Regions from separate parts of the Mus musculus genome. Here region 1 is linked to region 2. A link is a contact called in ENCODE Hi-C data. All regions are on one chromosome and are shown on one strand. Each heading gives the region's core, a stretch centred on a gene start or an enhancer-like site at or near the end of the contact. The rest is flanking DNA. Distances are from core to core; before and after follow the strand shown. Region 1 overlaps Adamts9 (a disintegrin-like and metallopeptidase (reprolysin type) with thrombospondin type 1 motif, 9). Region 2 holds the start of Adamts9 (a disintegrin-like and metallopeptidase (reprolysin type) with thrombospondin type 1 motif, 9).

Region 1 (6,564 bases), core at 321-2,820, 140 kb before region 2:
TCCTGAAAGCAGCAGGAGGGATACTGGGGAGCGTGACTTAAGTGGAGAGGGTGGGCAGAGCAGGGAGAGGAGAGAGGGTGGTTTGAGGGGTCAGTGAGAGCTAAGGACATACGGAAAAGTTGCAAGTGTGATAATTGGTAAGCCAACTAAAAAGTAAAGCTAAAATTTTACTAAAAACAGTTTCCTGAATAGGTGGGTAAAGTGGACCTCACAAACCACAGATTAAAAACTGAAATCTCAATGATGGGGTGGGCTACCTCCCTGTGAGCTTTTGGTCAGGGAGATTTCCAAGACCCATGCCCTCCTCCCCACCCCCAAAGTAAAACAATACAGGCAATCGTTGCTGCGGTCGGTTGCCACCATACACTTTGGCTGCAGGGCCTAGGGAAACCAAGCTGGCATCGGGCTGGAAGCTTCCTCCCCTTTCCACCGTGATGGAATGTGCTCTGCAGGTGAGGAGAATTGCCAGCAACAGTTTTACTCAGACACTGCCAGCTTGCCACTTGGGCATCAGTGGACGTGACGCGATGTCAATTGCCTTTTAAATAATTACATTTATGTCCCTGGCTTAGTGCAGCTGTCAGCTCTGGTGAGAGATGCTGCTTCTTGCAGTAATTACAGAGACTCATGACTGGGCAAAGCTGAAAATAAGACTGTTAGGTGCTCAGCCACAAATAAGACATCCTATGACCCCTTCCACGGCTCAGGTAAGATTGTGGAAGACAGGGCAGAACGGAAGGAATGTTAGGGCCAGAGGAGGAGGAGAGTTTCTTGGAGCCTTCTGGGCATGGTATGGCTGTGGCACTCTTGAGTGCATAGAAGCTCTGGTGACCTGTATTAGAGTTTCAGGAGATTGAGCCAACCAGCTTCTGGTGACGTAAAGGAGGAGGAGCTCACAAGCCCCGCCCCTCTCTGAGGAGCTGTACAAAATTAATGCTTGGTCAGAGAGAGAGAAACATTTTCTTCAGTGGTGTAGCCCAACATTTACTTCTGTAAACAACTTCTCATCCACACTCCTGTTAGCAATACTAATGAAACTCTAACCACACGCTCGCTCGCTCGCACGCACGCACGCACGCATGCACGCAGTAGAAGAGGGACTAGCAAAGAAGGGAATCGTGGGGATAGGAGAGGGCAAGAGAGGCTCATTGCATGAAATTTTCATAGTGATGCCCATTATGGTGTATAATTAACATATGCTAATAGTAATAATAAATTAAAGCTAAGTTATAGTCCATGACATTCAGATGACACTTCTAGGCAGTGGCATTGAATAAGTGCCATTCTTTGTAAAGGCACTGTGCAAATGTAGAGTGGGGTCAGTCTTCTCTATACCTCTTCCCCAGACCTCGGGCTCTGCAGGACATGGAAGTAGTATGTCACATGCATGTCATGTTTTTCAGGGGAGAAGGACCAATATTCATTAATCCTTGAGGATATTTAAAAATCACCATGTCTGCCTGGCATCTCTTGCCCTGCTGCTTTAAGCCACTCCATTTTCTTTTCCTTTAGCCTTCCTGGGCGGGCCTTGAAGAAATCCTAGCAACAAGCTAGAAGAAAGTCAGCCAGAGGCATGCTGAGCATCTCCGAGCCCTCCCCCCGCCCCCCCAGCTGGCTGGAGACCTGGAAATGGGCCATCCTTATTTCTTCCTTCGTTGGCTGCTGCTGCTGCTCACACGCTGGAAGACCCAGCTGACTCCTGGCCAGGGCACTTTAGGCTACCCCAGTGTGTCAGTGTAGAGCAATGTTGACAAGCTCTGCCTAACTGAGCTGTGGGTGTTCTAGAGGGTATGACCTCATGCCTTCATGGTCTCGGTCTGTACTGACTTCCCTAGGGCTATATCCAGAGAAAGCAGATGCTGAGACCCCAGCCCCTAGAAAGCAAAAGCAAAAGTGGCATGCCCGATAGCTGTACATCTCAAGGAAACACACATTTGCTGATGAACCTGATCCAAAAACATGGTCAGAGGCCTTGAGACCCCTGAGAAGCATCCAGTACAACTCAACACTAAGGGCCAGTTGACAACGGTGATAGGAAAGAGTTGATGGCTTCCAGCTCCTCCCACGCTGCTAGGCCAGGGTTTTGAAGTTGTGTGGTAAAGTAGACTCCACATGCTGTGGCCTTATGTGTAAAGCTCACCATGGGTAACTTTTCATTTGTCTGACTTGACTGCAACAACAAAGGAAGACAAACACGCGTGTGTTCACCAGGACTGTATTTCAGGCTTCCTGTTGAACTCACACATGTTCCTTACAACTCCCCTTCACATATCTGTCCTAGGCTTGACACACTCAGGTAGGGCGAACGCTGAACAAAACACAAAGAACTCTGACAAAGCAAAGTTCTGAGTGGGGGAATGCCTTGCAGTGGCTCTAGCATCTTCAAACACAGTTTCTAGGAGCTGTTCTAGGGCCAGCCTCTCCCTTGCAGCCCCTGGCCCTGTGCTGTTGTTCTTGTGCTTGTCCCCAAATCTGTTTCCAATCATTTGCTATAAAAAAATATGCAGGTTTAATTTCAATCTGTAGCATACTTGAAACCCTGTGGAACTGTGGGAAGCTATGTTCCAAAAGATGTTCTTCGGGGCCTGAGGAGACATCCCAGTGAGTAATGTGCTTGCTGTGTAATTAAAGGGAGTTAAGTTTGGTTCCCAGAACCCTGGCAGAAGAAGCCAGCAGTGGTGGCATGCACATGAAATCCCAGCACTCTGAAGGCAGAGATCTGTGGATCTATGAGGCTTTCTGTCCAGCCAGCCTAGCCTACTTGGTGGCTTCTAGTGTAATAAGAAGCCTGGTGTCTAAAACTGGCATACATGCACACAAACACTAGGCCATGCTCTCTCTCGTCTGTTGATGATTGAGGTTTGATTAAGGTCGCACACAGGTATAGCATGACTCTCAGAAAGAGACCAAAAGTCTCTTAGCATAATAAAGCCCCAGATAATTGGCTAACCAAGAGGAAGATGTCAGTCTTGACTGAGTGGGAGGCACAGCAACTTCAGCCAGAGGAACCAGAGCCAAGAAGAGGAATCTGCTAGGAGGCAGAAGGCTGGAAAGACACAGAGACAAAGAGACCTGTGGATGGGCAGAAGGAGGGTGGCAGGGAGAGCTCTCCCCATCCTGAGAGCCAGGGGAGGTGAGTCTCTTGAAATAGCTAGAAGTTGGAGCCCATGTCTGACAAGGAGCAGAAGAACAAAGGGATGAGAAGAGAGGAAGTATATCCATGGACCCTTCCCACACTTCCCTTGCTGGGTCTGAGTGCTTGGAAGCCTTGCCTTAAGCCAGTCCATGAATTTTCTGGACACTCATCTGGACTCATCTGTTCCTGGCCAGCAACTGTATAAATGCATATTCTAATGTTTTTTCTTCACTGTGTGTGTGTTTGTGTGTGCATGCATGCGTGTGCACACATGATCATGGGTACAGATGTAGCAGCTAAAGTTCAATGCTGGATGCTTTTTTCCATCACTGTCTCATAGTTTTTGAAAGGTTTCTCACTGAACTTTGAACTCACTGGCTAGGCTGGATGGCCAGTGGGATCTGGGGAGAACTCTCTGCTGCTGCCTATAAGCTCTGGAATTGCAGATATGTGTTGGCATGCCTGGCTTTTCACATGAGTCTTGGGGGTTTGAACTTAGGTTCTCATGCGTACACAGCAAGCATTGTATCTACTAAGCCATCTCCCTTCACTGTTTAAGGGCTCTTCTTGCTATCTGGAGACACGTGAGTCATGGCAGAGCAGGGCCCTTTATTCTAGAACTCTAGAATTCAGACATATAAGTGTGTTCTGTGGTCAGGTCCAGTTAACTGTCCATCACTTTGTAATGACCCTGGACACCACCTACCAGATACAAGAAATAGCCCTCTGTCATAGCTGTGACAACCAGACATGTCTCCTAACATTGACAAATGTCTTCCAGTAGGACAAAAATCAGCGCCGTAGAGTACAGGATGAGGGGACATGGTTGGAAAAGACTCTTTGGACCGATTTGAATACAGACACAGTTCAACACACATCAACTATATCATCTAGGGGCAAATGCTCATGTCATTTGAGGGAGAACTTTCTGGTCTGTATGGAGAGACCCCATGCAAACATGTATGTTACCTACCATCTCTGTCCCCTCTACTGTGAACCAAGGTGTTTCCACTTTGAATCTGGGTGTTCTTTTTGGGCAACTGTAATGCTTCTGAAGTTTAGATCTTTTAGTACTTTAGTGCTTTGAAAATACCAATAGCTGAAGATCAGATAATCGTGCTGTTATTGGTATTGTTTTATTAATAACTAAAGGTGTCTACGTAGGCATTGCCCTCAGGGGCCCATAGGGAAAATAAAGGCTTGAGAGTCGTTAGATATCACAGAACATTCTTTGGTTTTGCTGGAACCAAGGTGCTTAAATGGACAACCCATACCTGGCTTGCAGGAAACATTTGGGTTTGCCTATACATTGGTTTCAAATAGAAATGTTAGGCCTCCTTTCCAAGTGAAGAGACTACATATCAAAGTCCAGACTTTGGTCCTCTTTTTGGAGAATTCCAGGTGGGGAATGGTGGATTCATGTTTGTGGACAACTATTACTACCACAAAAGAAGAGTGTCTGGTCATATGGACCAACTTATTACAGTCCCTACCTCTACCTAGGTAATACCTACCCTAAGGTATTATCTTTATTTTTTTTAGTGTGTGTATATGTTTGTTTGTATATGATCTGTGTTTGTCTAGGTGTGCGCTGAAGTTCATTTGTGTGACTGTGGTGTGCACATACCACAGGGTATGTGTTGGTATCTATTCTCACCTTCCACCTTGCTTAGAGACCGGGTCTCTATCTTGTCCTTCCTCTGCATACAACAGGCTCTGTGGACCACAGGTTTATAAGCATCCCCTTTCCTTTACTTCCCATCTCCCAGTAGGGGTGCTGAGGTTACACATGCTCAAGTTATGATGCCCAACTTCTATAGGCTCTGGGGATTTGAACTCAGGCCCTCATGCTGGCACTGCAAACACTTTTATTCACTCAGCTTTCTCCCTAGCCTCAAGATACAACCTTCTGCTGTCAACTAAAGGTGTCTTATGAATTATCAGTCCCTGTTATAATTCCCTTTTTATCACTATTAAAAGAAAATCAAGGTGTCTCACAGAATGCAGAACTCAGGGAACTTGGCATTGGGTGAGAACCCATGATTTTCAGAAGTAGACCTGGAAGGTAGGTTTCCTGTCCCATTATTCTGCTGCTCCTACACTGAAGGCACCACAGATTCCCCAGAACAGTACCTCAGACCATTCTCCTGTGATCCACACGTACTCGCAGGGCTGTAGGCTGCAGCTCTCACGGTCTGGAGGCCGCTGGTCTGAGTCACAGTGTGTGCTGTGCACCTCACTTTGGTCCTCTGCTACGCATACCACCTGCCGGTACCGGGAGCCTTCGCCACACGTCTTGGTACACTGCAAGAGACAAATAAGGTGGGGGGTGAGATGAAGCCTCACACAGCTCCAAGCCCTTATTCTTTCAGTCAGTCTGATGGCTTAGCCAGACAGCTGTTAAAGTGCAAGATCTCTAAGTGTTGACTGTTTCTATCTCAGCGCCCGACAACTTTATCCCTAGCATAGGGGCGGGTTTCCCAGGCATGTCTGTCTGAATGAGGAAACGAAAGGGTGAATGAACAAACACCAAGTTGGATGAGGCCTTTTTGTTTGTTTGTTTTACCTCAACAGTCACTCAAACATTGAATCTGTGGCCAGAGATGCAGAGTAGCAGTGGAGCACTCGCTTAGCCTGTGTAAGACTCTGGGTGCACTCTTTATTACTGACAAAAACAAAAACAAAACATAGGAAGTAAAGGAGGAGGGGGAGAGAAAAATTGAGAAAGGGAGGAAGAGAAAGATATGAAGAATGGAAGGAGAAAGAGAGGGAGGAAAGAGAAGGAGAACAGGAGAAGGAAGGAAGTATGAGGGGAGACAGAGGGAAGGAAACACCAGGCATGGGGGCACACACCTTTAGTTCCAGCACTTAGGAGGCAGAGATAGGCAGATTGCTGAGTTTGAAGCTAGCCTGGTCTATATATAGCAAGTTCCAGGACAGTCAGGGCTACACAGAGAAACCCTGTCTGAAAAAGAAAAAAGAAGAGGAGGAGGAAGAGGAGAAGGAGGAGGAGGAGGAGGAGGAGGAGGAGGAGGAGGAGGAGGAGGAGGAGGAAAAGCAAGGAAGAAAAAGTGAGAGTGGAGGAGAGAGGAGGGGAAAGAAAGGGAGGGAAGAAAGGGAAGGAGAGGGGAGAAAAGGGGAGGAGAGGGGAGGGGAGGAGTAAAGAGGGGAGTGGAGAGGAGAGGAGAGGCAAGGTGAGGAGAGGTGAGGAGCCTGAGGTCTGGCTGGTGACCTGCTCTCAACTCTAGTTTCCCAGCAAATATTCACCCAGTTCCAATTGAAAGTAGGTCCTGATGGCCAAGGGTGGCCATAATCAGGATTTCCCTCATTCTCAGGAAGAAGCTATTTGAGCAGGAAGGATAGACAAGGGGTGTAAAGGGTGACAGCTGGGCAGTGTGACAGAGCAGAGACGATCTTTTCCAAGTCTT
Region 2 (6,380 bases), core at 159-2,658:
TCCATTTCCTCCTCGGAATACAGCTTGGTCTGGTTTACCCCTGGCTCTCCAAGGAGGGTGACAGTGAACAGTGGAGCGATAAATCCGGTATGGGCGGTGAGATTAAATAGAAACTGCTGGCCGAAGGCTGAGAGGCGGTAGTGCTCCTGGGAAGAGGTAGAGGAAGACGAAGAGGAGGCGAAGGCAGGCCAGGGGTCAGAGGCAGAGTTAATGCTTCGCCGCCTTCTTTTGAAGTGCACGTTCGTGGGAAAGGGTTCCCCGAGGGGGTTCACTCGGATGGGAGACGCGATCTCATATTCGCTCAGACTCTCTAATAATTTCACTGCAGGGAGAAACAGAGGCAAGTGAGCTAATCAGTCATTTCCCCCGAAAGCTTTAATTTAAAAAGAAGATGGGGGGCTTTGTCCTAATTTATTTCGCAGCCACTTCGAGTCAATTCCTTCACGCTCCACCACTGGATAAATATTTGTTGAGCGCCTACTGTAATAGTAACAGCCGAGAACTAGGTGAGGGGCCGAGACTACAGCATTTGAAGTCAGACAATGAACAAATATAAAAACATAAAATAATTACAGATTCTGATAAATATCCTAAATAAAATAAAATGTGTGCTATCTGGTGATCCAAGCTATTAATTAGGACTGGTTTGGGTCAAGGGATAAGGAGGGTAAAAAAAGTCAGGTAAAAAGGACTGGGGGTGGGGGTGGCCCTAAAATTCTTGCAGTGCTTCCTTCCCTAATAGTTGACTAAGGATGACCCAGAGAAGGGAGAGGTTCCGAAAGGAGAGGTAATTCTTTCTAGGAAAAGGAGAGAGGCCTCTACTGCGGGGTGCCCGCCCCAGAGCGTGTTCAAGAAGGTGGCGATGGAGTGTGTGGGGGCGTGGGGGGGGGGCTTCAGGGTTCAGAGCCATGTTACCTTGCCTCGGGTGCAGCCTGTCCTTGCGCACGGCCGCCGCGGAGTCAGGGCTCCTCATCTCAACCAGGTCCGGCACCAGGAGCGTTAGCAGTGTGGCCCAGGATACTAACTGCATGGTGCTCCTCACCCCTCCCCCCGCTTCTCCCACCCCCTCCCTCCTGCCGGCTTTGGTGGCTGGCGGCGACGCGAGGCAGCAGCCTTGGAGAGCGCGCGGAACCCCGGCGCCCTGCCGCCAACTTTTTGACTTTAGGAGTCGCTGAGGTCCTGCAGAGAGGGTCCCGTCTGCGCTCCGCTGAGCAACGCTGCCGCCTGCCGTGAGCTGAGGCGCTCGGGCCGCAGGAGGAGGAGAAGGAGGCGGAGGACTAGGGCTCGGCGGCTCGGCCGCATAATGTCCAGCCTGCGGGCAGGAGAAGGCGCGGAACGTGCGCTCCGAGGCGCGCCGGGCGCCCTTTGCTGGCTGAGTTAGCCGAGCCGCTTCTTGAATGGGGGGCCAGGGGGCGGGGGCCCCCGCGGGCGCTCAAATACCCTAGGTGCACGCCTCCAGGAGGAGGAGAGGGGAGGAGAAAACGGGGCAGGCGGCCCGCCTCCTTGTAGATCCTGTCCCCTCCTCGGCCGCGGGTGCCAGGACTCACCGCTTTAGGCCCCTCCAGCTGCCGGAGGCGGAGGCCAGAGGCGCCGGCAGTGCCGGAGCAATCGGTGGCCGTCCGCGTCACCTCCCCGAGGTGGGGTTAGCAGAGATTCCCTGAGAAGGAGGGAGAGCAGAGAAAGTTCTCTCTCTCTGAGGTGGCGCTCAGCCACCCACTCCGATTCCCCTTTCCTACTTTGGTCTCCGGTTTGGAATCTCTCTCTCGCCAGGTCTTGGTGTAGGTCTCTTTGGGCCCATGTCCCTTTTCTCTGATGGTCTCTTCCTTCTCCGCTTTCTACTGAGCCATCTCCACTTCTCCGTATCTGCCTGTCCTCTTCATTCTGCCCCCGTCTCTTTCCATCACCCAACTTGGCATTCCTTACAAGAGGAAAAAAAAAAAAAAAAGTAGCCTTGCGCCGTCCTAGTCCTACACTTGATCACTATGAACCAGATTTGTCACCTGAGCTCCACTCTACTTAATTGCCCCAAGTCAAGAGTTTTAAAGGCAGGGATCTATTTCAGTCCAGTAGTTCTAGTTGTGTTTCTGATCCGCAGTTCTCTGAAAGTTTCGCAACTGTTTAAACCCGGGTCTTCCCGGGACCTCTGTCCCTGTGGCGAGAGCTCTACAGGTTTCTGTAGCCCCCCCCCCCCCAAAAAAAGGTTAAGACGCTTACTGTGCGGTTAGAGAGGGTGGGGACTTGGAAGCCCCCAACTCTGCCCGACATTTGAGGGGAAGGGAGTAGGGAAGGACTGTGAGGCCATAGGTCCCGGGGAAGGCACTCGAACCTCCAGGGATTTCCAGTCACTTCCGCTTGCTCTCAGAATTAGAGAGGATGCAAGCAGGGAAGTGGCTCCAAGCAGATAGTTCAAGTTATCCATCATCTCCCTCGGGTTGAAGATAGACATTTGGAAGTCAGAACTCTAGAAAAGGAGAAAGGAACAGAGGGAGAAGGGGGAGGAAGTAAAGAGGGAAGATTGTTAAATCATGGATAGTTAAAAAAAGCACCTTTCTTCCTTAGCTCTCAGAGGAGAGGATGCGCCAATTCAAAGGGAAAGGAAAGGGCATTTTCAGTAACTGATATGACTAATAAAGTTATAATCGCCCAAGTTTCCTAGAACCGGAGTTCTCTGCTGCTTGGCCAGCCACTCAGAACTGAGAATATCAAAGTGCCAGTAGAGACCAGCCAACAGTGTGCTGGGAGTGCCACCCATCCTGGAAACAATGATGTATACAGTTCTGATGATAGCGGAAAAATGACTTGGCAGGTCTGCCAGTTCCTAAAGATGTTGTTAATCCAATTGGTTAGGCACCACTGCCACTGTGAAGAGGCTGGGCATCCGGTATCCCTGTGCGGATGTGCACTGGAGATCTCGGAAATCTCGCTATTGAGGAGGTTGGAGAAATCTAGACCAGTCTAAAGCATACAGGAGACCCTGTCTTAATGTAAAAATAAAATAGCAAACAAAAGAACCAGCGAATTTTAAAAAGGGACTTTAAACCTTGAATCTTCCAAATAACTCACAAAAGTGAGTTTCTTCTAGCATGCCATCTTCCTCTTCATTAGGTGCTAAAGCTCCCTCTGAATTATTGTGCCTGGAAGTTGCCAGAAGCTGAGCATGGAAATCAGTCCACAAGAACTGACTTCAGTGGAGATGTAACAGCACCTCTACACAGTTACTCACCTGCCTAGCCCTTCTGAAAGTATCTTCTACCAGGGAACTCCTCAATCTTAATTCAGACACCTCCTGATCAGGAGATGCTAACTGCACAGGCATTACCACAGGAGAGGCTGAAGAGACAGCTCCTTGGTAAGGAACACTTACCTTTACAGAGACAGGTCCTGAGTTTGGTTTCTGCTGCCCACGTTTGGACGATTACAGCTGTTTGTAACTTGTTTCAGGAGATCCCACACTTTCTTCTAGCCACTCCCCCAAACCCCTGTACACATATGCACATACATGCAATTAAAAATATCTTAAGAAATTACTACAGGGAGGGACACATGTTCTCCTGTGTAGCTTCACTCCTTTGCTTTACCTCTAAAAGGTTAAGGTCAGATTCTGTTTGCAGCTGATGGGAAAAGAAGGACCAAAGCACCTGCGGGTGACCTCCTGAGCTGCGGGTGACCTCCTGAGCTGCGGGTGACCTCCTGAGCTGCGGGTGACCTCCTGAGCTCCTGAGGTGTTGGGGATAAGAGGTTTATGGATTTCTCACCTTCTTGAAAGTGCTTATCTGTTCATCAATGTTTTAGCCAGCCTCAGGATGTACACCTGTAAAGAAATCTTAGAAGAGAGAAACATGTTTCAAATCGTAAGAAAAGCAGATAAATGAGCTTGCTATTTCAGGTGTTAATCTTAAATAATATATATATAATTTTTTTGGATAGAATAGAGTTTATTTCGGGCATGGGGAGGGGAGTTAAGAGAGTAGTAGAGGCAGAGAAAGGCAGAGAGAAGGAGAGAGTAGGTAAGTGGAGGCTGGCCATGGCCACATGGAAAGGGGAGGGAGGGAATGGGGAGAGAGGGGGAGCAAGGGGGGAAGAGTCAAGAGAGAGGCAGGAGTGTAAGAGTTAAATAATAATTCTTTCATTGCAAATCTGCGGTGTACCAGACTTCATGCTAATACACTACATCTAACTCAGTTGTTCTAATAGCCATACAGGGCAGGTGGTGGTAACTATCTAGCAGATTAAAATACCAAGGTGAAATTTAAAAAAAAGTACTTTTACAAAAATACTTGGCTAGTAAGTGATCTGTTTTGGAAGCTTAGTCTAACTTCGTAATGTATGTAAGCTGATGTGGTAGTGTTTGTGCTTCAAATCCTACCTAGTACTGGGGAGGCAGAGGCAGGCAGATCTCTGAATTTGAGAGCATTTTGGTCTATATAGTGAGTTCCAGGGCAGTTAGAGCTACTGTACAGTGAGACCTTATCTCAAAAAGTCAAACGATAAAACCATGATTTTTATATGACAAGTAAATAATCAGAAATGTAGCTAGGTGTGGAGAAGGTGACCAATACTGTCCAGAAAAATGTTTCCAATATCCTCTTCCTCCCTCTCCTCCCTCCCACCTTCCTCTTGTTTCCCCTCTGCTCTCTTCTCCCCAGTGCTGGAGTTATGCTATACCACTGACTTACATACCTGGTCCAGAAAGAGGCTCAGCTGAGTTGTTTAGGCTCATCCTGAGCTCCCACTGTATCCCAGGCAGGTCTCAGGCTTTGAACTTGCCATCCTCTCGTGTCTCCTGTAGCTGAAGTTAGAGGCATGAGCCGCCACTTTGGCTCTAACTTTTATCTAATGCTGAGTAAAAACCACCGTCTCATATTTTCATAGCTTCTCCATAGAATGTAGAGGAGTCCTCCACATAGCCTACTCAAAATTACTGAATAATTGAACATACCCTTCACCTTCAACACACACATGCACACACCCGGGAAGCAGTGTTGGAGGTTGATTATATAAAGTGGTATTAAAATTACCCAAGTTTGAGAGAGAAATATAGATTTTAAGCACTGCCCTCCCTACTACCCAATGTACACAAAAGTGTTCTCTGAAAGATTCAGTACTTTCTGAAGTCATTTTGAGTTCATAGAGAGATTGTTGTTAGCTAGTTTCTCTCTAGAGTCTTTACTGGAATTGAATATTACTGTGGGTTAAAGCGGAGGCCTTCTTTGGAGGATTCCACATGAAAATTTGGTCCCCAAGGAGTGCAGCTGGCAGTGGATAGCCTGGAAATAAGAGAGATCATACCATAAATTATTCCATCTGCCGAAACAATACCAATGAAGGAACAGGAAAGAGAGAGGAAGCAAGGGAACTCAGAGAAAGAATGCCCACACCCAAAAGACACAAAGGAACCAGGAACCAGAAAGACATGTCTCCTGAAGGACAAACAGCAGGAGATGTGAGAAAGATAAACCCCAGGGAATTGTACTTGACAGTGAATTCTGCTGAATGAGGTTTCAAACGAGGAACGGATGGTGGCTGAACTCTGTAATTCCATGAATTACCTGCTGGGAGCCACAGTTTTATTTTAAAATAAAATTCCCCTATTTTTATTTTTTTAATGCATATAGATGCCTATGTAGGTATGTCTGTGTACCAGCTGTATGCAATACTTGTGGTGGCCAGAAGAGGGCATGCGATCCCCGTGACTGGAGTTACAGAGGTTGTGAGCAGCCATGTTGGTGCTATGAATGGAGCCTGGGTCCTCTGCAAGAGCAGCTGGTGCTCTTAGGCAGTAAGTCATCTCTCTAGCCCTGGGAGCCACTTATTTGCAGGATGGAACTGGAAAGAAACTATATCATCTTTGCTTGCCGTGTGACTAAACAACCTGTGCATATCTTTTGGTGCCACAGCTACTGACTTCAAGAAAACTGCCATGCTAAGAATGTATCTTCCTGTACAATGAACAGTAACAACATTAGATTCTGGGTACCTTAGAACTCACTCTGGAGATCATGCTGGCCTGGAAGCTGAAGTTGACTCTGCCCCCTGAGTCCTGGGATTTATAGGTGGGCACCACTATGTTGGCTAAGGCTCAATTTCTTCCTTTGTGCTACTTATTTGATCCTTAGGGCATCCTGACTATTGAGTTTTCATTATCCTCATCTTGCTTATGAAGAGAATCAGACAGCAAAGGGCAGTGCACTGCTGAGCATCATGAAATTAAGAGTACAGAGTAGGCGTGTACCCTGAGTTCAGCCCAAAAGCCTATGGTTTCCATGATTTTGTGCAATATAGTGACATGCAGACCTCTGTCTGATTATGCACCTTCATTCAGCCGTTATCTATCTATCTATCTATCTATCTATCTATCTATTTATTTATTTATTTATTTA

Evidence for each region. Hi-C counts contacts between places; a loop is a spot of excess contacts on that map.
Region 1: a loop to region 2 is called in a map of heart, with 2.6 times the contacts of the local background. The contact joins the enhancer-like site here to the promoter of Adamts9 in region 2. A Hi-C loop is called at or near these places in 4 of 37 maps with a recorded cell type or tissue (heart and left cerebral cortex).

The regions. Positions count from the first base shown.
Region 1 is chr6:92,801,746-92,808,309 of GRCm38, forward strand. It overlaps Adamts9 (a disintegrin-like and metallopeptidase (reprolysin type) with thrombospondin type 1 motif, 9), which reads right to left. Exons shown (of 40, transcript NM_175314.4): 31 at 5,270-5,440. Among named protein-coding and RNA genes, the nearest start is that of A730049H05Rik, 11 kb to the right of the region's middle. Within about 2 kb of position 1,571, at least 1 of the 3 ENCODE cell types and tissues checked has a DNase peak (open chromatin) inside an H3K27ac peak, as active enhancers do; it is heart, where a contact is called at or near this core.
Region 2 is chr6:92,942,126-92,948,505 of GRCm38, forward strand. It overlaps Adamts9 (a disintegrin-like and metallopeptidase (reprolysin type) with thrombospondin type 1 motif, 9), which reads right to left and starts at 1,409. Exons shown (of 40, transcript NM_175314.4): 1 at 916-1,409; 2 at 1-322. The coding sequence starts at 1,030. The region is part of intron 1 of 9530026P05Rik (RIKEN cDNA 9530026P05 gene); the gene reads left to right.